Regions from separate parts of the Mus musculus genome. Here regions 2 and 3 are each linked to region 1. The links are chromatin loops, found by intact Hi-C in ENCODE. Cell type or tissue: heart. All regions are shown on one strand.

Region 1 (8,000 bases):
AGCCACGGCTGTCATGAAACTTGCTCTGTAGACCAGGCTGGCCTCAAACTCATTGAAATCTTCTTGCCTCTGCCTCCAGAGTGCTGAGATTAAAGGTGTGAGTCACTACCACAACAAGTTGCTTAAGCATGTTGAACAGTTGACTTTCAGCTTTTACTGTCTGTCATGGGGTTTTTTTGTTATTGAGACAGGGTCTGTTTTGACTAGGCTAGCCGGAACTCAGAGATGCGCCTGCCTCTGCCTCCTGAATGCTAGGATTAAAGGTGTCCATTACTGTTCCCTAGCTCCACCCTTTAGTCGTACCATCAATATCTCACCTTTTCTGAGAAAATCCTGCTCATATCCTCAGCTCCCCTCCTGTCCTTTCCTGCAGTCCAGCCTCCCCACCCCTTTCTCTTCTTCCCAAATGCCCGCAACACAAGTCTGTTCAGTGTCCGGTTTGAGGAGGGAGGTGTGGGGCCAAGAGGCTTCTGATGAGTGGGGAAAGGTTACCGTGTCCCATGCAGGGAAAGGAGGGTCCCTTTGCTCACTCGCATAGGTCTAGAGACTGTTCCTGACTACCTCCATGACTCATAGCAAGGCTGACCCACTTGGGACTCAGTGTCCTTGTCTGTAGAATAGAGGCAACCAAGAACTGCATGATCAAAAGGCTGGAGAGATGGTGTGGTGATTTGAATAGGTATAGCCTCCCCCCAGACTCATGTGTTTGAATGCTTGGCTCATGGGAGTGGTCCTATAAGGAGGAGTGGCCACGTGGGAGTAGGTGTGATCTTGTTGGAGGAAGTGTGTCATTGTGGAGGGTAGGTTTGGTGGTGAGGTCTCTTATGCTCAAGCCCTGCCCAGTGTGGAACATAGGCTCCTTCTGCTGCCTGTGAATCAAGATGTAGATCCCAGCTCCTCCAACACCATGTCTGCCTGCACACTGCCATGTTTCCCACCATGATGATAGTGGACTAGACTGCTGAACTGTAAGCCAGCCCCAACTAAGTGTTTTCCTTTATGAGTTGCCTTGGCCATGGTGTCTCTTCACAGCAATAAAGCCCTAAGACAGATGGCCTAGTGGTTAAGAGTTCTTGCTTGCTTTTCCAGAAGAATGAGTATGGTTCCTAGCATCCATATTGGATACCTCACAACTGCCTGTAACTCCAGCTCTGCCCTTCTAGCCTCTGCAGGTACTGCATTCATACATATGCATATCCCCCCCCCAACGTGCACACTCAGACAAATGAAAATAAAAATAAAAAAACTGTATAATTGAGTTATCAAAAAAAAAAGTCACAAGGGTCTGGACAGATGGCTCAGCTTTTAAGAGTTTTACAGAGAACCAGGGCTTGATCCCCAAAACCCTCATGGCGGTTTCCAACTGCCCAGAACTCCAGTTTCAACACTCCCATCTGACCTCTAAGGGTACCAAGCACACACACATGCAAGCAAAACACTCATACATATAAATCTAAAATAAGCACATTGTATTTTCAAAGGAAAAAATTTAGATGTGTTCTCATGTATTTCAGGTTGGTCTGGAACTCACTATGTAGCCAAGATGGAATCTAAGTTCTCAGTCTCTTGCTGGCATTCTAGGTGGACACAAGCATGCCTGGTCTAATGTTAGGGATGAACCCAGCGCTTCCTTCATGTTGGACAGGCACTCTACCAACTGAGCCACATTCCCCAAGCAAATGCGTCCATTTTTAAACAGAGTAACAACTCTGTCTTATACTAGATCTACAAGTAATCAAATAAACAGTGTCAATACTGTGCAGACAGATGCAATGTATGTGCCCATAGATGAAGGTAAGGGGGTCCATGCTATGGGGAAAGAGAAAGGTGTCTTATTTTTCTGTTGCTATGATAAAACACCCTGATAAACGCCACGTAAGGGGACAGGTTCACAGTTCAAAGTGCAGTTCATCACATGGAGAGGTAAGGTGAGGGTCAAGGAGGCAGGAGCTTGAGGAGGCTGCTGGTCACACTGCATCTGCAGTCAGAGGGACATTTACACTGGTGCTCAGCTTTCTCCATTTATGCAGCCCATGGTTCCCCAATAGTGGGTGTGCCTTCCCAGGTCAACTAACCCAACTAAGATAACCTGTGCATGGTCAGCGGCTAAGCTAACCTAGATAACTCTCCACAAGGTATGCTCCAAGGCTTCTTTCCTAGGTAATACCAGATTTGGAGAAGTTGACCATATTAACCATCAATGTGGTAACGGGAGCCAAGCACAGAAGCAGACAGGGAGCTTTCTGAGCTCAAGGCCAGCCTGTTCTAGAGAGAGAGGCCTTGTCTCATCAAACTATTGACTTTCCTCTGGTGTGAGCCAGCAGCAATAATGGAAACTCGTTTACCTAAGAGAAGAATCTTTCCCTTTACTTCAGACCACTAGGTTCCCAGGCCAGTCTCCCCAGCGGAATGAGAAAGAGCCCTAATGAGCAGAGGGCCAGCTAAACAAAGAATACTCAGGTCACATTAAGGAATCTAGAGCTTGAAGAGTGTAACATAGACTATTTGGAGGGCAAAATGAAGAAAGAGAGAACTGGTATGAGGTGCAGACTTTTAAAAAAAAAATGTTCTATGACTTCTGTGGTTGAGGACCCACTTCGAGCTCATCCAAGTATTCAGAACCCTGACCCTTATCCCCCAAGACCTAGGGGTTCCAGCCCTCCGCCTCCTTCCTCAGACCCAGCAGTCCTTATCTCAGCCTCCAGATTCAAACCCAGTAGTGCAGCCCTCCAGCCTCACGCCCTCATACACAAGGGTCCAGACACCACCCACCCTCCCTCACACCCAGGGGTCCAGACCCCAACCTGCCCTCTTTCTGGCACAGGGAATTCCCCTCCTTTCCGCCCTAGCGTCCCCGCTCCGGGCCCGCACATCACAGAACCCAGCCCTCTAACTACACCACACCCATGGTTCCCTAAAAGTCTGCCAGTGTGTGCTGGTCCTGCCTCCCGCGCCGCAGCTGCGACTACTGCCGGGTGGGCCCTTTTAGCGGACCCCAGCTTCTGCAGCAAAAACGAGCTAGCCTGCCGCGCTGGCAAGTCGGGGGATTTCCGGTTCTGGCCAAACCCCCACCCCATGGGGGGCTTTCTCGTCCCGCCCTCTCCTTGGGAGCTGTCTAAGAGCTGCCTGACGGAAGTAACGGAAGAACCTTTCAGATATGTTCTTCATTCTCTTCATCCTCTTTGGGAACAACGTACCTTATCACCTGATCAGGAATGTCCTAAGGGCAACAGACGTTTATTCTTTCTGCCACCGTGAAAGCAGGATCCCCGGCTCAGGCGTAAGTGTGGGCTACCTCAGGGCGGGGCCCAAGAGCCGCTGGAGGCGGGGCCTTGCGAGCGCGATGGGTGGGGCTGACGGGCAGCGCGCGCTATAAATGGGGACACGCGGCGGTGGCGCGCGCCTGTGGCGATCGCGTGTGAGGTGAGGTCTGTCCCGGTGAGTTTTTCCACGGTGTTGGCCTCGGTACCTTCCAGTCGGTGGTGCTGCTTTGCACCCTGGGAAGCACGTGTCCCGAGGTGTCCGTGGCCTGGTCACGGGTGTACCTGTCGCGCGGACGGGCTCAAGGGCGCTGCTTGGGGCCGCGGGCGTGCTCGGGCTGGAACCAGGGTTTCTCTCGAAGGGGCGGATGCGGGTACTTTCGGGACAATGCCTTTCGCCAGGTTTGTGGAGCTTGGGATGCCGGGCCAGGCCTTCCTTTGTCTTGCCTTAGCCGGGCTACGCCATTTCTGCTGCTCACGTCGCGGGTCTTGTCCGCCATCTTCCCGGTTTTTTTTTTTTTTTTAGGCGACAGGGAGGGGGGTGTGTGACATAGAATCTTTCCTCCCAGTGACAGCCCCGTGCTACCTGCAGGTTCTCTCCGTAGGAAATCTCTACCACTGCCCCTCCCCCGTGTGGGATTTTGGCAATTTTGTGCAACCTAGAACACATGAGGGCTGGAGGAGGATGGGGTGTAGGGGCAGATACACGATACGGAGTTACCAAGGCGGAAGTGAGTGCACGTGGAGGACTGGATTGCTTCGGAGCAGCAGGTAGGAGTAGACGAGGAGGAAGGGAGCCAGGCCTTTGTTCACCTGCAAGAATACTAATACAATGGCTACAGGATGGTCTTGTAGGGCCTGATGGTACAAGCATTTTCGGTTCAGCTACTCAAGTAAATTACATATTTCTCCCAAAATATTTTAACCACACCTTTGCCTGTAAACCAATCTTTTTCTGCCTACTTACTGGTCAGTGCCATTATCACACTTGATTAAACTCTTTCCTCTTGGGAATCCTACTGTTCTCTTTGTGTTCCTTGCTAAATCATCTCCCAGACAGCTTTCACAGGGTGGTTCAAATCTCGCTGAGTAAGTCACTGGGCCTTCCATTTATTTATTTATTTATTTATATAAATATATATATGTATATAAGCCTATATTATATATATAAAATCTCAGCAGGGTTTTGCTTGTTTGCATTTTGCTCTGTAGAACCCCCATAGTTCTCCCACCAGGCTCCTCAGAAGGATGTGTGTCTTTGCAGGTTGTGTTTTTCAAGGTTACGAACCAAGACAGAACATCATGTCCATAGGGAATCTCTATGGACCTACTGGACTGGGGAACTTGGAGCCTCTAGTGGATTTTGTGTTTGTCAATCTTTTCTATTGTGTTAGCTTGGCCACCATCCCTGAAGGCAAGTAGCCTTGACATTGCAGAAGGCCTGAGGCTCCTGTGATGTTTAGCACTGGGCTCCAAACACCCTTGAGGACACAGTGCCCCTCCAGGACCTTTGACACCTGGAGATCTGAGGACCTCTAAATTTGATGTTCTGTACCTGTGGGCTGGCCCCACACATAACCCTCACCAAGTCCTTTCGGTATTACAGGTGTATCTTGAAGCCACGTAGCCATCCATCATCATCTTACTGTGGTAAGAGCCTTTACTTTTTAATCTGTCCACACCTAAAATAAATAGTGTACCTTCCTTTTCAGTTACTCTCTATAAGTTGGATTTAATGAACCCGCAATTATAGGGTATTACATATTAAAACTCTTAACTTAAATGGGATCAGTCAGGTGTAGGTAAAGATCCCAGACCTGCTGTTCATAACTCCATACCAGTCAGTAAACCACCTCAATAAACCTGGGTGCTGAATGGAACAGACACATCAAGGGCAGGCACCTAAGTCCTCTGCAGTTACATAGAGAGGGTGGCAGTATTTTCTGTCTTCTAAGGGTAAGGACTGGGTAAGGTACAGAAAGGACCAAATTTTCAAACTCAGTAGAGAACAAAATATCGGCATTAGCGCCTGCCCACTGGATTTGTGGACTGAAGACAATGTAGCTTTGAGCATCGTTTAGGGCCTAGCAAATAATTTGTACCCCCCAAAAAAAAGATACTTTTTATTTTTTAAAGAACCTTGAATTTACATAGGTTCTATTATTAAAATAACAAGATTTATCAGAAGACAGGCATGTGTGTTATCTAAAAAAGAACACGTTCTCAGCTCTAGGAGAATATCTCCTTGTTTCTTAGGTGTTGGGAACAGGGAAAACAATGGCTCTGCTGTTGACCTTAAGATGTTTTCTATCTGACCATACTGGGCTTGGGCTAATAACAAAGCACTCTGCATAGCACTGAACACACGGAGTCTCTGGACTGGGCAAAGATGTGAACTGAAAAGGTACAGAGAGCTGGAGAGGAGTTACTTTCTATAATTTGGATTTAATCAACCAACAACTATAGGGTCCAAGGCCAGCCTGTGCTATATAACAAGACTGTAGGGTAGAGGAGAAGAGGGCCAGTATTTGAAGCAAATGAGTTCACTACATCTCACCAGGGTCTTAGGCAGGTGTCATTTCTTTGCAGAATGCAAAGTCATTACTTCCCCCAAGTTGCAGGGTGGAACAGAGGTGCTAACCTCAAACTCAGGCAAGTTGAAGAGTTGGTTTAGGGGGAAACAGGTCTGGAAGAAGGGTGGAAGCCACTTAGGGACATGTTCACTATACCCTGGAAATTCCAAACAGTCCTAGGGCTGAGCCATGAGACCAAGACCAGTCTCTGTCTCATTTGCCCCACATTCCCAAGGACACAGCAACCTCAGTCTACAGCATGCAGGTCAGTGTAGACAATTGAGGGGTAACTGTGGCACGTGCCTATAATCCCAACATTCCAGGTGGCTGAGGCGGGAGGATCCTGAGTTAACATCCAGACTGGACTACATACAAAAATAAGTGAGTAAGATTGGGGGCGGGGAGTATAGAATGTATCGAAAATCTTCTACCTTGGGAGGTAGAAGCAACTTTGCCCACATAAACTGTCTTAAGCAAGGAAACAGGGAAGTGTTACCCCTAAGGGTCCTGGGTTCTCTAAAACCAAGTGTCAGCCATTCTCTTGGGTGGATTTCTGAGCACTGGGCTATACTGTCCCCCTTGGGACTTTGCATGGCCCTAGGACCTTAGAAAGGGAGGGTATTAATATTACCAGGACCCCTCTGATGTTCAGCACTGGGCTCTGACCATCCTGAGGACATGGTGCCCCCAGGGACCTTTGACACCCTGGGGTCTGAGGGGCCCTGGCGACAAAGGGAGTGGATGGGGAAGCTGTGGTCTTTGTGAGTCTCACCAGCCTTTCTCCTCTCCCTCCTGCCAACAGACAGAGGCAGTTCCTTCAGACAACCAGGCTTCCCTCCAGGTAAGCAGAGAGCTGCCTAAAGTGCTAGGACAAACAGCTCAGTTTAGACTCTGTGCTGTCAGTGTGTATGCTTGCGGACCCCCTTGATGTCCAGCACTGGGCTCTGACCATCCTGAAGACATGGTGCCCCCAGGGACCTTTGACACCCTGGGGTCTGAGGGGTCCTGACTACAAGGAGGAATGAATAGGGGGGTGCCATGGTCTTCGTGTCCCTTGCCAACCTCTGTCCCCTCTCCTTCCTGCCTATAGGTGGTTTCTACAAACATCCTACTTCCCTTCAGGTAAGAGCAGAAAGACTGTCTGGAGTAGAAGTCTAATGCTAATCACATGAACTTGGTTTACACAATTAGACCAGATTGCTAAGAGACATCTCTGTCATGCCGCTCTTGGGAACCCCCATGATGTATATAGCACTGGGCTCTGACCACCATGGTGATATGTTGTGCCTCCAGGACCTTTGACATCCAGGAGTCTGAGGGGTTTCCATTCTAGGGGGATGCTGGGTGGGAGTGTAGCCCTTTGTCACCTACCAGCTTGCCCTGTGTCTTTGCAGCCTCTGCGACAGCATTGCTTCTAGCCCTCTTGCTATTCTTACCTTGAGACTGTGAGGGCCATGGCTGAGAGAGTGCTGGTGCCCACCCAGATAGGCCGGGGGGACCGCTACTACACATACACGGAGTTGTTGGCTATCTCACGGCGTTTCAAGCAGAACCCCAATGAGCTCATGGTCACCTGGATCCTGCGGGTGTATGACCAGGGAGGCCCTGCCCTGTCCCTGAATTCTGGGGAGCTGGGGCTGCTGGGTGACCTCACCCATGATGCCATCTTTAACTACCGCTGCAAGGCCCTGCGGGGGGCTGGCTGCCAGACTCTCCTGAGCTGGCTGCTGCAGGCCTGGCGTCAGCGTTGGGAATCCTCCCTGCATTTTGAGGCCACCGAGTTACCCTTCAGGCCCTGGACCACCATGGAGGAAGGCATCCAGTTGGTGCGTGAGCTGGGCATGATTGAGTGGATCTACCTTGACCCAGAAGGGCCCGTGGACCTGGCCCCAGAGGATGTGGCCTTCACTCAAGGCCTGCAGCGGCGCCTGCTCACAGCAGCCCCCTCTGAGCTGCGGCTTTCACTGGTCAGCCTGCTGGTACGTGGCATGACAGTGTTGGAGGCTGTGATGGAGATCCAGACTATTGCTGACGTGGGTCTGCTCTGGCGCCAGAGCCATCCAGGCCGCACCAAGCTCATGTTGGGGCCCAACCCAACTCGTAAGGACCTCCTAGGCTGGCTGCTCAGCCACGGTGTACCCCGGGAGCAAGTAGACAGACAGCCCAC
Region 2 (8,000 bases), 800 kb before region 1:
TGGCAAATTGGGCGATAACTGTGAGCAGGGAGAAGTGTCCCCAATGTGAGACAGGTCTCTCTCCAGTGACCTGGAGGTGAAATTGGAAGGCTGGAGAACAGCTACGAAGGGACAAGGCTTGGGGTCAGAGGCACAAAGCAAGCAAGGAAAGCACTTGAGACTCTGGTCTGACAGAGACGGCAGAGCCATCACAGGTTTGATGGAAGCCCATGATCTTGGAGGCCATGTGGTTGAGTGGCCATGGAGGAGAGCCAAAAGCAGGTGAGGTTCCTATCTGGGGACCAGATGAGGAACCTGGGACCAAAAGTGGCATTTTGGTTGCTTTCTCAGATGGCAGAGTCTCTGTCCTTCAGGAGAGGAAGGCTTTCCTGGAGAGAAGCAAGTAATAGCCCCCAGAGGAAATCAGCATTTACCATGGGAGTGGAGGAGAAGGCTGAGCCCCGTCTTCATGGGAGAAGAAAGGTCACAGAGAGGGAGAACTGGGAACCAGGAGACCGTGATGGTTAAGGGAAGAGAAACTTCTAGAACAACTTAGCCATGCAGTAGTTGCAGCTTTGGCGCTCCCCTTTCCTCCTCTTGCTCCTTAGCTGTCCTGAAACTCATCTGCAGATCAAGCTGGCTCAAAACTGCAAGAAATCCTGCTGCATCCTCCCAGGAGCTAGGACTGCAGACAGACTAAGCAAACAACTAAGCAAGCTCCCAGGCTTGCTTTCTGAGCTGTCATTCTGTTAAGAGAGCCTCAGGAGCTAGGCTCAGATGGTAAGAGCTCATTTCCCAGCACCTACATCAGGGTGGCTCAAAGCCAAAGGAATGTCAGTTCCAAGGGATCCAATACCTTTGGACTCCATTCTGCACATTTACACATACACACACACACACACACACACACACACACACACACACACAACACAACACATAATTTAAAATAATGTAAATAAATTCTAAAGATAAAATTCGATTTACCTTAAAAATAAAAAGTTTTAAATAAAGATTTTAAAAGAGAAGCTGGGCTTGATGCTGCACTCCGTGCACTTGAGAACCTGAGGCTGGAGGATTGCTGTAAGTCTGACGTTGGCCTGGGCTACATGGTGAGTTCTAGGCCAGCTGAGGGCTACACAGTAAGACTCTGACTGGAAGCCAAACAGAGCAGAACACAACCAAAGTTAGGAATGGTGGTGTGAGCCTATAATCCCGGGACCAGGAGATAGAGGCAGAAGAATCAGAAGTTTAAGGGCGACCTGGACAGCCTCAGATGGTTTGAATGCACAATGGGCATTAAATAACCCTGTTTCAAAACAGCAATCCTGAGGAGTGCAGTGACTCCTGTCTTTGATCCCAGCACTTGGAAGGCAGAGGCAAGCAGATCTTTGTGAGGTTGAGGACAGAATGGTCTACAGAGTGAGTTCCAGGAAAGCCACCCACGGCTACATAGTGAGACTTTGCCTCAGAAACAAACAAACTCTAGAACTAGAACAAAGAATCGAGCAAACACACTTCTGGGGGAGGGTATCCATTTAGAAGGCTGCTAGGGGAGAAGATTCTGGAATATCTGCTGCCTCACAGAGAACCATCCTCCCTTCCCCCAACCCCGCGGGCTCTTTGTCGCAGGGGACCAGGCTGTAAGTCATTTTCTGGGGTGTGTATGTGTACGGGTAGGGCTGGGGGGGGCACTGGGGCCAATAGGGCCACCTTCCTCACTGAGGAAGAAAATGCCTGAAAGTTAGTCACTAGGCCTGAGGTGGAGATGGGGATGGAGACACTTGGAGAACTGAGTCTCTTAGAGGGGGGTCATAAGTTCTTAGGCAAGGTAGCTGAGGAAGAGGCCAGTAGCATGGGGTGAGGGGATATTGGGAAATTTTTTGTTTTGTTTGAGAGAGTCTCACATAACCCAGACTGGCTTTGAATTCACTATGTAAGTGAAAAATGACCTTGAACTTCTAATCCTTCTGCCCCTATCTCCCAAGTGCTGGGATGACACGTGTGCCCCACCATGACGGTTTTATATTAAACTAAGGAATGTGCCCAGGGCCGTGTGCATGCTGGGCAATCACTCTACTACTAAGCTACCTTCCTTGCTCCTCTTTTATTTTGTATTGTTTTGCTTGTTTTAATTGAGATAGGCTCTCACACTGTAGTCTGCCTGGCCCAGAACTCATTACATTACTCATGGCCTGCCCTTGGGCTTGTGATGTCTTGCCTCAGCCTCACTGAGGCTAGGATCCCAGGCAAGTGGCTGCTGTTGGGGACGTTGAGGTTGCCAGGCAAGAGTGCTTGGGGGGCGGGGGGTGGGGGGGAGGCCTTCTGGCGTGGAAGAGCTTCCTCCTAACGAGAGGTGTGAGCCAGTCGTACCTGTGATGTCCTTGGCAGCTGCCTCCTTGGCATGGGGGTGAAGAAGAGCCTTCAGACTGGAGGGAATTTACTTAATCTCTTGAGCAGCATCCTCACAGTACTGTCTACTACCACCAACTACTGGACCCGACAGCAAGGGGGGCACAGTGGCCTATGGCAGGAGTGTACCCATGGCAAATGCTCCAACATCCCCTGCCAGAGTGAGACCTTCACCTGCCTCTATATCAGACCACACTCCAGAGCCCACCCCTACCCCTAGCTCCAGATGGGCCTTCCATACCAGGCGCAGACCCAGATGTCCTTTACCCAAAGGCTCTTTCTCCCCAGGCCTGCCTTGCTGTCCTCTCCCTACCAAGTCCTCCGTTCCCATAGGAACACCTGTTTCCAAAATGCAGTCAGATGAGCTCTAGATACTCATGGTGTGTGTGTGTGTGTGTGTGTGTGTGTGTGTGTGTGTGTGTGTGTGTGTAGGGGTGAGGATGGCCAGAAGAGCCCAGGGATGTTCTTTCATGGCACCAAGGCGTCTAGCTGATGCTACCCTGTCTCTCCAGACACCGTGGCAGTGTCCGCAGCGTGCATGGTGTTGGCAGCAACCTTCAGTATTGTAGCTTTGGGGATCGGGATAAGGATTCAGTGTCGAGAGGCAGAGTCACGACGTAGCCAGAATACCATTGTCTTACTTTTCCTCAGCGGTGAGAAGGCAGTCACCCCTATGTAGGAGGGGTGGTGGTGGTGCTGGTGGTGGTGGCAATTCTGAAGGAGTTGGGCCGAGAGAGTTTGACTGCCATGGTTAGAAATGGGAGGGGCCAGGGGGCAGCTGACAGTGGGGATGTTTCTGACTCTTTTCTTCTGCTCTTGGGACTCTTCGCCTCCTGTTGCGTTCTCTTGCCCATCCTCCGTGGGCTTTTGCCTTGTCTCCTTGTATCTCTTTTTGTCCTGTTTGACTGTCCTCTCTTGGAGACCTACTCTACTCTGAAGAGGAGGAAGTGTGGGAGGGGAGATGAGGGAAGCTGGGAGACGTTGAGGGAGAGGAAACTGTGGTCGGGATAGATTGTATAAAGGAAGAATCTATTTTTAATAAAAAAAGAAAAGAGGAGGAGCAAGAAGCCCACGAAGGTGAAGCCAAAGGGAAGCTGGGCGTGGTTTGATAAGTCAGAGACAAGGGCAGTTCTGAGGGGTGGGCTTGGGTGCAGCTTCTACCTGGCCACGCTCACCTGACGGGTGGGCGTGGCCCAGGGTTGCTGCTGCTGATTGCCTTGGCCGTATACACTTCAAAGAATGCCTGGAAGCCAGAAGTCTTCTTCTCCTGGTCCTACTTTTTCGGATGGTTGGCTTTACCCTTCTTGTTTATTGCGGGTAACCAGCACGAGGGGAAGAGGGTGGAGACTACCCCTCTAGAGGACTCCCCTCCCCAGAAACTTCCCAGTCACCTATTCTTCCTAGCAAAGTCCACAATAACTTCCAGTGACTTCCCCGCCCCTGCACTCCAAGACACCCGATGGAAACGCCCTTGGAACCCCCATCCCTAGCTCCCAGGCAGGCCAGATCATCCGCCCCATAGCCCACCTTCCTTCCCCGGGCTCTGTACTCCCTTCCTGCCAGGCTTCTGCTTTCTGCTTGCCGACATGATCTTGCAGAGCACCGAAGCCATCAGCGGATTCCCGGTATGCCTATGAATGCGGCCTGCCTGGGGCAGAATAAAGGAATGGCTTTTAGCCTCGCCCCTGCGTGCTTTTCTGCGGAACGTAGAGACAGAAGCTTGGAGACTACAGAGACACGGATAAAGTGGCTTGTAGAGAGTTAAGGAGGTCAGAAGGAATGTGGGAGGGTAGGAACGGAGACTTGAACCCTGTAACGAGGTGTGTACCCTGGGGATTTGCAGATGCGGAAGCAGGGAGAGGGTGTAGGGACAAGCTGACACCGGGTAGTCCTAGCGGATGTAGGCGTAGAAGAAGGGGCGGGGACGAGCGCACCCGGGGAATGCACGGGGAGAGAATATGGGACTCGGGAGAGTCATAAAGCACGCAGTCGCGGGAGGAGGTGGGGATGAGCGGACACGGGAAAATCACAAGGAAGTAAAGTGTAGACGCAAGGATAAGGAGGGAATCTGCAGAAAGAATGCGGCGGCAAGCAAGTGAAGGAAGGCCTTGGGGGCGTAGGAAAAAAGGCACAGGGTGCGCGTGGGAACACAGACATGGGGGCTTGGAGTGCTGAGAAAGGAGGGATCTAGAAGTGAATTGCAGATCTGGGGACAACAGGAGTTACGAGGAGAGCATTAGGATAAATAAGCCCTCAGCAAACTTCACTCCTAGGAATGCCCTTTCCCCTACTTCTGTGCAACGCCCCCTCCACCCAGCGGTCCGCCGTGGACCCCGCCTCTCCCTGAATTCCGCTTCCTATTGGCTTTTTCTGAGTTGTGCGACGGTTGATTGGTCGGTGTTGCGGCGCGCAGGCGCAGAGACAGATACGGGGCGGAGTGTGTGACTATCTGGATTAGGAGCAACCTGACCCGGCCAGTGACTGCTGCAGGAAGATGGCGGAGCTGCGCGCGCTCGTGGCTGTCAAGAGGGTCATCGACTTCGCTGTGAAGGTGACTTTCCCCACCCCGACTAGGTCCCAGCACCCTGAGACCGCAGCTATGAACGTCCAAGAGCAGGAGCGTGCCCCACATAAGAGAACCTTTCAAAAGTCAATTTCTATTGCCCTTTGACCCGACGTCAGTCATACTTGGAGCAAAAATCAAGGGCTGTGAGATTTTGACAATCAGATCCTTCTGAGGTGACGACCCTTTTCCCCTCTCTCTCAGTCCCTTGATAACTGTGGGCTGGAGGAGTCATGGTCCCTATTTAACACGTGGAGAAACTGAGGCACAAAACTGGCACTTAGCAAGAGAGAATCAGAATAGAGAATTCTATGTGGGGCCTGCGGTTTCATCACTCATTACCTTGCAGGCTGCACTGTCTGCTCTAAATGTACAGCCACATGGAGAGCCATCTGGTTCCATGGGACTCAGAAAGCGCCTCACCCATATAGCCATGGGATGCTTGTCGACAGTTTTTTATTTAGGAAGGGAAGGAGACCTGTGCTTGCTGGAGAAGCAAGTTCAAAGGAGCCAGCTTAACTAAGACTTTGGAGTGTCCGTGAGCAGTCTGAGGGCAGCACCCCTGAGGCCCTGGGTTCTCCTCAGAGAGAAGCTGCTGTAGCCAGCATTGAATCAGACTGGGTTCCCAGGCCAGTCTCTCAATGCTTAGCCTAATCTGTACTGAAAAAAAGATGGTGGCAATTCATGTTTGTCTGTCCCCATTGTCCTGTGATCCCCCTTTGTGTCCTTCAAATTTCCTAGCATAAGGAAGATGCACCCAAGAGACCCTCTGAGATAGGTAAAAACGGGCTATATCATTTAATACCACCATCTACGTACCGCAGTTGAGGAATGAGACAAGAAGGATTCAGGAGACAGACTCAGACTTAATGTCCATGACCCAGACAGCACACATGGAAGTCGGCACAAAGCACCAGCAGATATAATTCCTGTACAGAGATTGATCCCTTTGTACAGCTTCTGTACTCTCAATCGAACAGGGTGGTTGAGGAAACCCAGGCCCGTGGAGGCCCTGTTACTTGCCAGATGCCTGCCCCCTGCCCCCAAGCTGGGTAAGCAGCAAGAATCAGGAGTCTGGGCAAGTCTGACTCTCTGCCTGTTTGCTAGAGAGAAAACGGGTTGGCTTGAGGTGGCTTCTAACAGCCTGTGACAGAGATGGTGCTTCCAGGTTTATTGAGATACATGTGGGTTTGTGGGCAACTCAACCACCATTAATTTGTTTGTTTATTTATTTATTTATTTGGGTGTGTGTGTGTTGATGGGAATTAAGCCCATGACCTTCCAAGTGCTAGGCCAGACCAGCACCACTGAGCTATAGCTCCAGTCTTTTTCCATTTTATTTTTAAAATTATTATTATTATTGACAAGGTATTTTTATTATAATTTAAATTTCTAAAATGATTTATTATTTATTTTTATTTTATGTGCATGGATGTTTTGCTTGCATGCATGCATGCGTGAAGGTGTCCAATACCCTGGGGCTAGTGTTTACAGACAGTTGTGAGCTACGATGTCCATAGCATAGGTCCCCTGGAAGTGCTCTTACCCACTGAGCCATCTCTCCAGTCTCCTCTAATTAGGCCTATGTGTGTGGATATGCACATAGAAGAAGTATAGGTGCCCCTGCAAGCTGGAGTAGAGCATTAGCAAACCCTGAAGCCAGTTATAGGTAATCGTGAGCTGCCTGATGGGTGTGTCAGGAACTGAACCTGGGTCCTTTAAAAGAGCACCAAGTGTTCTTAACTACTGAACTATCTCCCCAGCCCCTAGAGACAGTCTTATTTAGTCCAGGTTGGCCTGGAACTCACTAAGAGGTCGAGGATAGCCTTGAACTCCTGATCCTCCTGCCTCTACATCCTGAGTGATGGGATTACAGCTGTCTACTATCACTCCTGGGTCTCTACATCTTATTCTGAGGCGTTTAATTGCCCAGGCTGGCCTCAGACTCTACATCCTCAACCTCTCAACTGGCTTTGATGCTGGGCCTGCAACCCCGTACCCAGTACCCTCACCACCTTGAATGAACTCTAATCCCAGCGCCTCCTAGTGCAAAGCTTGGCCCATGGTCAGCTAGGCTGTGTTCCAGTATGAACCGAGAGCTTAAAGGTGAATACGGCATGGTGTCCTCTTTTCTTAGGGTCATGGCACTTCCCTCTCACACTGTGCAAGCTTCCTACTTCACATCCAGTGTCTGATGATACCCTCTTTGAGAAAGGCAGTGAGTCAGACCTTGCTACCCTGACTCCTGATACCATCTTTTCATCATCTGGTTACTTGGGCCAGACTTAGGTACCATCTTTTCTCCTAACACTCAATGTCAGAACCCACGGACTGTCAGTTCCCAGCCCCAAACCTTATACAGCACTGTTTCCTTTCTGACCCCAGGCCCTATCCCATTAACCCCTGTCTCACCTACAGCCTAACCCTAGCCTCCCCCTGAGATCTTGGGCTTTCCCCTCCAGCACTTTCTCATCCAGCCTCGGGGACTTCCTACATGCAGGGCTGACCTTGTCTTGGCTCCCCATCACTCTCCATACAAAGTCCCACCTTCTCAGGCTGGCTTTGGGACCCTTGGTTATTTGGTTCAGCCATCTATGGCTGGGGACCTTCTAGGTCTTGGGACCTTCTCCTCCCATTTCTGCTTCCAAACCTCCAGCCTGTACTCTGTCAATTGATTCCTTTGCTTTGGTGTCCTTTCTGCTGTACTCTCTAACATCCTTTTCCTGTCTTGACAATTGTGACCAATTGATTACATCAACATTGAATGAATCTCCTCTCTCCTGAGGTCCCCCCTCCCCCCGAATCTTATCCTGTAAGCCCTTTCCAGAGTATATTGTAGTCTTCTTGTTTACCCCAGTGTGCCACCTGCACCCCCATTTCCAGACTGGCAGCTCCTTGCAGACTGAACCAAGTCTCTCACCCACCTCAGTGTTCCTGGTATCACCCAGTTCCTCATGATGTTTGTTCTCAGATCATTTTTCTGAGGCCTTGTGATCCTTTGCTGAAGATCATGGTGCTCAGAGGCCCTACAGTTCCACGCCCACTCTCC
Region 3 (8,000 bases), 300 kb after region 1:
GGGCTCAGCAGGCAAGAACACTGACTGCTCTTCCAAAGGTCCTGAGTTCAAATCCCAGCAACCACATGGTGGCTCAGAAGTCAGCCACAGTGTACTTATGTATAATAAATGGATCTTTGGGCCGGAGCGAGCAGGGACTGAGCAAGCGGGCCCTGACCAGAGTGAGCAGAAGTCCTAAAAATTCAATTCCCAACAACCACATGAAGGCCCACAACCGTCTCTACAGCTATAGTGTGCTCACATTTGCCTACCAAGCTGCTCACACTGTGGACCACAACCCTAAGTGGACCCAGGACCGCTATGAGAAGCTTGGCAACAGCCGACACCCCAAAGCCAACTTAGAACACAAAGGTAATAAACCCAGGGTTTCTGGCAGTGGCTGCCTTGGCTGTAAACACACAAGCAGCCCGCTTTCCCACTGTGATGCCACCATCTTATGTACTGAGTCAATGTTTTTACTGTAGCCTCTGCTCTTATAGAAATATAATGGGGCTGGTGAGATGGCTCAGTGGGTAAGAGCACCTGACTGCTCTTCCGAAGGTCCAGAGTTCAAATCCCAGCAACCACATGGTGGCTCACAACCATCCGTAACAAGATCTGACTCCCTCTTCTGGTGTGTCTGAAGACAGCTACAGTGTACTTACAAATAATAATAAATAAATCTTAAAAAAAAAAAAAAGAAATATAATGGATCAATTACCAGAAACAGAGAAGGACCGTGTTTTCCTGCTGCCCCTCAGCACGCTCTGGTTTGTAGTACGTTAGAATGTTATAAAAGATGACTGTTAGCAGGGCAGCCATCCATGTTGCTGTGAACAGTCCCTCATACCTGCTCTATAAGCAGCCTGACTAAACTCACTGGCTTAAAAGAGGGGGTGGAGTGGGGGCACACGACCTGTGCTGAGTTGTGGTAGTGGTACACACCTGGAGGCCAGCCTGATCTAGAGTGAGTTCCACGACAGCCAAGGTTAGAAAAACCTGTCTGGGGGGGTGGGGGTGAGGGTAAGGGGTGTTTGTTTGCTTAGAGGTAACCATGGTCCAGCACCTGCTACACCATGCTGTTGTTCCTACAATACAGCACATAATAAAATGAGGTTGGACCGAATCCCTAGTGATGGGCTTGTGTACCTATGCTCCAAGGAAATTGGGAAAACATCCGAACTGGCATGTGGTATGCACCCAGGCCGACTTCACAGCGTTTGTGTTAAGACCTGAAGTTCTTATGAGACTGAATAAAACAAAACACACAACAGCAGAGCCTGCAAGGGTCCCATGTGTGCTGTGTCTGTGACAGGGTCAGCATGCTTTCCTTATGGAGGGACAGTCACCGACATTGTGTCGAAGGCACATGCGCAGTCAGAAAAAAAGAACATAAAACTTTTTGTTGTTGCTGTTTGAGAGTGGGTTTCTTTATGTAACCCCAGCTGTCCTGGAAGTCAAGAGATCCGTCTGCCTCTGCCTCCCAAGTGCTGGGATTAAAGGCGTGTGCCATCATGCCCGGCTTATATACTTTTTTAAGTAATTAAAAGTAAGATCTTGTAAAGAAAACACAAGGTTCCTTTTGTTCCCAGCACCAGCAAACAACTGTCTGTAAGGCCAGCTCCATGGCTCTGCCGCCCTCTTCTGGCCTCAGGGGAATCTGTGCATGCGTGTGTGCGCGCGCACACACACACACACACACACACACACACACACACACGCAACTAAAAAGAAAATTCTTGGGGCTGGTGAGATGGCTCAGTGGGTAAGAGCACCCGACTGCTCTTCCGAAGGTCAGGAGTTCAAATCCCAGCAACCACATGGTGGCTCACAACCATCCTTAACAAGATCTGACTCCCTCTTCTGGAGTGTCTGAGGACAGCTACAGTGTACTTACATATAATAAATAAACAAAAAAAAAAAAAAAAAAAAAAGAAAATTCTTGGGGGCTGGTGAGGTGGTTCAGAGCACTGGCTGCTCTTGCAGAGGACCTGGGTTCGGTTCCCAGCACCAGCTCATCAGTAACTCCAATTCCAGAGGATCTGACAGCAAGGGTTACTACAGGCACTGCATGCACATTGTGCTCGTATGAACACACAGGCAAACACTCCAAAGTATAAATAAATCAATCTTAAAAAGCTCTTGGACCAGAAACCTGCTAGCTTCTAGAGAGTGAGGAGACTGTTGGTATCTGAGGATGTATGGAGGAATGTTCTGGATGGAGTTTGCCTCCCACACACTTGTGCAGTTGACTAAATAGAAATCACACCTCAGTCAAAAACCACAGGTGTTAAAAGCTGCAAGCAATTCCTTATGCAAGGGTTGACCCTAATAGGTCAGGGCACATGAAGAACCTGATTTTACAAGGTTATTTCCGGTACCATTGTTTAAAATCTCTAAGGACTGGAAACCACCTAAATGTCCTCCCCAGGGGGACAGTTTCAAGAGTCCCTTAGTACTATTCAATGGAGTACTATGCAGCTGTATAAAGAAATGAGGAAGCCATACGATAATGTGAAAGGTCTCAAAGAGGCTTTGTCTCTAGTAGGTAAATCAAGGCGTGGAATGGCCTGCTTCTACTTTTGTTTTATATTTTAAAAAAGACAAAGACATCTAAAGAAAGGATTATCCTGCGGCTAGTTACCTGGGAAGCCTAGATGGGAGGATCGTGAGTTCAAGCTTAGCCCCACACTGTATTGCAAGATCAGATTTTAAAAAGCTGGGGGGTAAGGCTCTGTGTTTGGAGTAGGGACTGCAGGTGCCCTGCCAGTCTCCTAAGTATAGGAGAAGCCAGTCAAGGAAAGGCAGGCAGGACCTGCACTGCCCCATGTCGAGCTGGCAGATCAGGTCCCTGTGCTGATGCAAGCAGATGCTGCTTTTAGGGGACCCTGGGTAGGGTGCTGGTGGTGAAATATCATGCCAGCTACAACTTCCAAACAGTTCAACCAAACACACAAGTTCACGCGCTGCACTAATAAAGCTGCAGGACACCACTGAGGACCACTGACATGGGGACATGGCTTTGCACTGCACAGAAAATGAGCATCCCTCCATCACCAGGTCAGGAAGCATGCGCGCGCGCGCGCGCACACACACACACACACACACACACACACACACACAGCTCCGGAAGGAGGCGGGGGAAGCAGTGGAGCTGGCTCCCACAGACCAGAGTGGGAAGGCGGTGCTATGACAAACAGTAGCTTCGCCAGTAAGTCACTCACAACATACCTCCCAGATATAAGCCAATCCATACTGGATCTGCCATTACCCATAATCCAAGCTGTATGCCTCAAAGGCAAATTCAAAGCCAAGTCTGAGCTAGAAAGCCTGAGTCTCAAAAGCCAGTAGAGGTCTGGGGGTTTAACTCAGCAGGGCTCAATACTGAGTCCCACCCCAACCCCTCACTGAGGGATTCTAGGCTGTACCACTAACTACATCCTGGCTCTCTTATTCATTTTGAGACATCATCTCACCAAGCTGCCCTAGCAGGCTTAGAACATGCCATCCTCCTGCCTCCAAAGGCTGAACAATTGTTTCATGTCACCTCTCCCAGGGCTGCCAGATCCAAGGATTCCTGTACCTCTCCTGGAGGGGTGGCCCCTTAAGCTCCTCCACTCCCACAAACTGCTTCTGTCACCTCAGTCTCCCCTTTTCCCGGACAGGGATGTTCTTGGAGGCACAACGTTCCCATTCCCCTCAGGACAGTCAGACCCAGGTGCAAGCCCCACTCGCTAGAGGGATGCTCTCTGAAGCTGCAGCATCCTGCAGGACAGCTGTCTTCACTCCCACTCCCGCTGTGGTGATGGTGGCACACTAAAACAGTAACCATTCATTTTCCCCAGGGTACCTCACACACTGCCAGCTTCACACCTGGCTCCTCCCCTGGGACCCTGCAGTGACAGTTGCTCTGGGACTGTGGGATATGTCTCACCTCCCCCACCAAACACCAAACTGGGTAAGCAGACTGTCCCATCTAGTATCAATTTGCTTGTTCTATTTAGTATATAAAGCATCACATGGGGCCCGATGTGACAGCGGAATGGATATTTGAGCTTGTTGGCCAAGCTGAACAGCCTGAGTTAGATCTTAGGGAATCCACATAGCGGAAAGAGACAACGCCACAAAGTTGTCCTCAGATCTCCACGTGCGCATCATAGCGCACGCACTAAGAAAAAAAGAAAAGGCTCTAAGGCATTACTTTTCCTCCCATTCCTACTTTTTAAAAAAAATTTGGGGTTTTGAGGCAGGGTTTCTCTTGTGTATCCCTGGTTATCCTGGATCTCACTCTGTAAACTAAACTAGCCTCAAACTCGGAGATCCGCTTGTCTCTGCCTCACGAGTGCGGGGGATAAAAGTGCGCCACTATTCCCGGCTCATTCCTACTTCTTGCTGGACTTTCTGATACCGTCGCCTTGTCTCTCGAACAGCGGAACAGGCACCAACGCCCTGCACCTCCGGCCCCTCCCTCCTGGCTAGCGTGCACGCCGCTGAGCCCACACCCGGACAGTCCAGCGCACCCCAGGTCCTAAGCTCCAGGGGATCTGTCCTTTGCATTGCCAGCCTTGCTCTATCCTTCCCCCAGCTGCAGACATTCTGCGAGCACTCTGCTCGAGGCGTCAGCTGCGCGACCGAGCGCCCCATACTCTTCTTCCTTACTTACCGCCTCAAACAGCTTTTCCCGCCACAAGATACGCCGCCGTGACCCCTGAACCCTCTGCGCGCAGGCCCAGAGCTGCGGCGCGCCCGCTGGGTCCCGCCCCTAGCCCGCTTGGGCGATCAAACCACGTCCCACTCTGGAGGACCCACAACCACGCCTCTCGCAAGTGGCCCCGCCCCATGACGCTAACGGAACAAGGACACGCCCCCAGCATCCTGGCTCTTAGGGGTTTGGCCTGCGGTCCCCGAGCGCCCACTGCAGGAGCGTTAGAAGACTGCCACAGTGGATGCTACCCTGATGCTTTGCTAGAAGCAAGCTTCTTTTCTGTTTTCCTCAGAGTCCCTACACGCCCAGGTTCTTGTATAACTTCTGTTGCCCCACAAATCATTTCCTGACTTATGACACTCATGGCCAGATGCAGTCCTCAGCTTTTGAAAACCTGGCCCTAAGAAGTGTTCTTTTGGGCTGGTGAGATGGCTCAGTGGGTAAGAGCACCCGACTGCTCTTCCAAAGGTCCGGAGTTCAAATCCCAGCAACCACATGGTGGCTCACAACCACCCATAATGAGATCTGATGCCCTCTTCTGGTGTGTCTGAAGACAGCTACAGTGTACTTACATATAATAATAAAATAAATAAAATTAAAAAAAAAAAAAAAAAAAAAAAGAAGTGTTCTTTTGAGACCCTCCTCTTAAAGTTCCTCTCCTTTTCCACTGGCCTCCATCCGCCTTAGTGTCTCAAACTATGCTGTATGAAGATAACCTGTCTTCGGCGGAGCGACCCCTACCCCTGTGGCCTGAACCTAGACCAAGCGCAGTCACCTGGGCAGAGAGATGGCCCACCCTCTCCACACTGGGCTCAGGAATGGCTTGTACTCAAACTTTATTTTTGTTTTTTTATTAAATAAAAGGGGCAGAAGAGAGGGCCTGTGGTCTCCCAACTGTGGGGGGCCACCTGCCCTAACCTCTCTCCACTCAAGGTGCATGGTGTGGTAGGCTGAGGTGTAAGCGTGGGTGGGAGGGCAGCTGGGAACGGTCAGAGGCTAGGACCTGTGACCCTCACCACTCTTGGAAGACTCAATGGGTGGGGTGGGGCCTTCTAGTGCCAACTGCCGCTGAGTTTGAGGCTGAGCCCGAGGGACTGGGCCGTGACAATGTCCTCCCACCCCAGGAGGAGAGGTGAAGAGTCCATCTTCAAGAAGACACCACCAAGGCTGGGGCACTTGTGGCTGCCCCTACTCGTGCACATCCCAGATCTCGGACAGCAAGGGCGGCAGCTTCTTGTCCTGGAGTCGCAATGCAAAGACCTGCTCCGAGTGCACGGAGCTGAGGGTGCGCAGGCTCACCAGCTTCATGAGCATGCGTGGGAAGCGGAGCTGGTCCTGCAGGGAGAGGAGGCAAGTCGGTCCTGCTGGGGCCCTGTCCTGCAAAGCCAGCTTTGTCTGGAAAGCCAGCACCCTGAGTGGTCAGGCCCCAGGCTCAGTGTGCCCAACATGTGCCACTGGACCCCAATACTGAGACTGCTCATATACAACAGGCAGCTCCCGTACCTGTGGGCGCTTGATCCTCGTGTAGGAGAGGAGCGCCTCCACGTAGGGCTGCTGCAGGGCCTCCACACGGCTGGGCTCCTGCACATTAGGCCGATCGGCTGAGAAGATGTTGATGGCGATAAGCAAGGCATACTCTGCATCGTCCAGGCCCAGCCGCCGCATGGCCCGCGAGAACTCGAAGATGGGATTGATGAATTCCACCTGCAAGCCTGCAAGAGCAGCCCCAGCCCAGCTTCACACCGGACCCTGGTCCCAGGGCACTCAAAGGGGAAGGAAGGACAGCCTGTGACAGTTACTCCGGCTTCCGCCCCACACAGACCCTGTGAGTGCCTCTTACACGATGCATCTGGCCTCGCTAAACATGATCTTTCCTTGCCAGTGCCTGCCTGGCCTGGAGGGCCAACGGGGCAGAAACCCCAGGACCAAGTCAGTGCCTTCCACAGACCTGCACGGTGGAAGTCGTCCTTGCTGTAGGTGAAGTCCTTCAGGAACGTGATGCATTCTGTCTCGTGGTTGTAGCGTCTGGCTGTTTCTAGCAACATGATCTGGAGGTGACAAGGTACAGGGCTCTTCAGCTGCCCCAGAGTCAAATGTGCCAAGACCAGCAGGCTGCCACCCTTCTGCCAGGTAAGACATTCTTAACTTTCCTTCCTTCAACTCTATCACCCACTGCCCCATCCAAGGCCACTAACCCCACATTACCGTGAGGCCCAGGCTAGAGGTTTAATTCTTAGCATTCAGAACTCTGCACACAGTTAACTCTCAATACTTCATTATCCTTGATTTGGCTCCAATATCCATTCCTTTGGAGTCTTTGGGTCATTTTCCTGTTTAACAGCCCATCTGATATCCTCCGTTATTCTCTACCTCAGCCCATTTCCCTTTTCTCCCTGGCTGGCTCTCTGGAGGCTCCAGATACCTTGTTGGATGGGACCCTGCAGCTGACTACACCCCACAAGGGTCAGGACATGCCTGTACCATGTTCAGCTCTGGTCTCGTCCTAGAGCCTAGTTATTACCTCAATGGTGGACGCCTTCAGGAGGGCGATCTGGTCCTCCCGGCCCAACTGCAAGAACCCTGGCACCTGCTTGGCAAAGTCCACAATCTCCTGGACCGAGATGATGGCTAGCTCGGTGAAGTGGGCAAAGCGTTGCTGACGGGCATCTCGGGACTGAGGGTCTGCACCCAGGGGCCAGGGCTGGGACACAAAAGACCACGGTCACGTGGGGGACTCGCACGCCCTAGGAAACCCCTCCCTAGCCTGGGTGGGCTCTGTCCACAGGGCCGGGCAGGGCGATACCGTGACTTTGGGCTGGTCGGAGAAAGATCGTTTGTTGCACTGCAGCTGCGCGGCAACTAACTGCTGGATCATCAGCTCCTGAGCCGCGGTCAGCTGGATGCCCTCTCCTTCCCCGGAGCCCTGGCTGCTTGCTTCCGAAGTGCCAGGGGAGGCCGCTGGCCGGCCTGAGCTGCTGGCTGCTGGCTCAGATGGGGGTGGTGGCTGCTGCTGTTGCTGCTTCTGAATCCTTTTCTTCCGAATCTGCTCCTCAGAGAGCACGCCTGCGGGAAAGCCGGCCTCAGAGGCGGGCCTCAGCCTCACTTACACCTCCCCTTGCAGGTGACCCGCTCTCCCTCTAGCCCCACCCCTTGCTTACACTGCTCCCGCATGCCAGCCTCCTTGCACTTGCGCAGCCGGCAGAGCTGGCACTTGCGCCGCATGAAGGCATCCATCTGGCAGGTTCCGCTGCCCCGACAGGCATAGCGCCCGGCCCCACCGTGGACCACACTGCGCCGGAAGAAGCCTTTGCAGCCT

The links. Hi-C counts contacts between places; a loop is a spot of excess contacts. Peaks named below come from ENCODE experiments on the same cell type or tissue, not always from the same donor. Only the 100,000 strongest peaks of a DNase experiment are listed, where the experiment ranks them.
Region 2: it touches region 1 in a loop (8-fold over the local background); 3 of 42 quality-filtered maps call a loop at or near these places.
Region 3: a loop joins it to region 1, with 3 times the contacts of the local background. A loop is called at or near these places in 4 of 42 quality-filtered maps.

The regions. Positions count from the first base shown.
Region 1 is chr7:44,243,386-44,251,385 of GRCm38, forward strand. It overlaps 2410002F23Rik (RIKEN cDNA 2410002F23 gene), which reads left to right and starts at 3,337. Exons shown (of 6, transcript NM_025880.4): 1 at 3,337-3,438; 2 at 4,867-4,910; 3 at 6,157-6,214; 4 at 6,636-6,674; 5 at 6,924-6,955; 6 at 7,228-8,000. The coding sequence starts at 7,288. Snord88c (small nucleolar RNA, C/D box 88C) reads left to right here and starts at 6,470; the gene lies at 6,470-6,553. Snord88a (small nucleolar RNA, C/D box 88A) reads left to right here and starts at 6,765; the gene lies at 6,765-6,836. It overlaps LOC115486841 (a small nucleolar RNA gene), which reads left to right and starts at 4,705; the gene lies at 4,705-4,795. It also overlaps LOC115486842. In heart, no CTCF peak of the experiment used is centred here; DNase peaks (open chromatin) are centred at 3,056, 3,326 and 3,866; H3K4me3 peaks cover 3,025 bases; H3K27ac peaks cover 2,281 bases.
Region 2 is chr7:43,439,266-43,447,265 of GRCm38, forward strand. It overlaps Cldnd2 (claudin domain containing 2), which reads left to right and starts at 1,551. Exons shown (of 5, transcript NM_028849.1): 1 at 1,551-1,619; 2 at 2,368-2,549; 3 at 2,901-3,041; 4 at 3,586-3,705; 5 at 3,952-4,055. The coding sequence starts at 2,381. The coding sequence ends at 4,025. It overlaps Etfb (electron transferring flavoprotein, beta polypeptide), which reads left to right and starts at 4,807. Exons shown (of 6, transcript NM_026695.3): 1 at 4,807-4,939. The coding sequence starts at 4,883. In heart, no CTCF peak of the experiment used is centred here; DNase peaks (open chromatin) are centred at 2,570, 3,637, 4,296 and 4,796; H3K4me3 peaks cover 2,731 bases; H3K27ac peaks cover 3,030 bases; H3K27me3 peaks cover 717 bases.
Region 3 is chr7:44,544,113-44,552,112 of GRCm38, forward strand. Pold1 (polymerase (DNA directed), delta 1, catalytic subunit) reads right to left here and starts at 4,703. Exons shown (of 27, transcript NM_011131.3): 1 at 4,643-4,703. Nr1h2 (nuclear receptor subfamily 1, group H, member 2) reads right to left here. Exons shown (of 10, transcript NM_001285517.1): 5 at 7,843-8,000; 6 at 7,488-7,747; 7 at 7,206-7,385; 8 at 6,633-6,732; 9 at 6,188-6,396; 10 at 5,504-6,019. The coding sequence ends at 5,873. In heart, a CTCF peak has its summit at 4,892; DNase peaks (open chromatin) are centred at 3,719, 4,789 and 5,679; H3K4me3 peaks cover 2,521 bases; H3K27ac peaks cover 1,329 bases.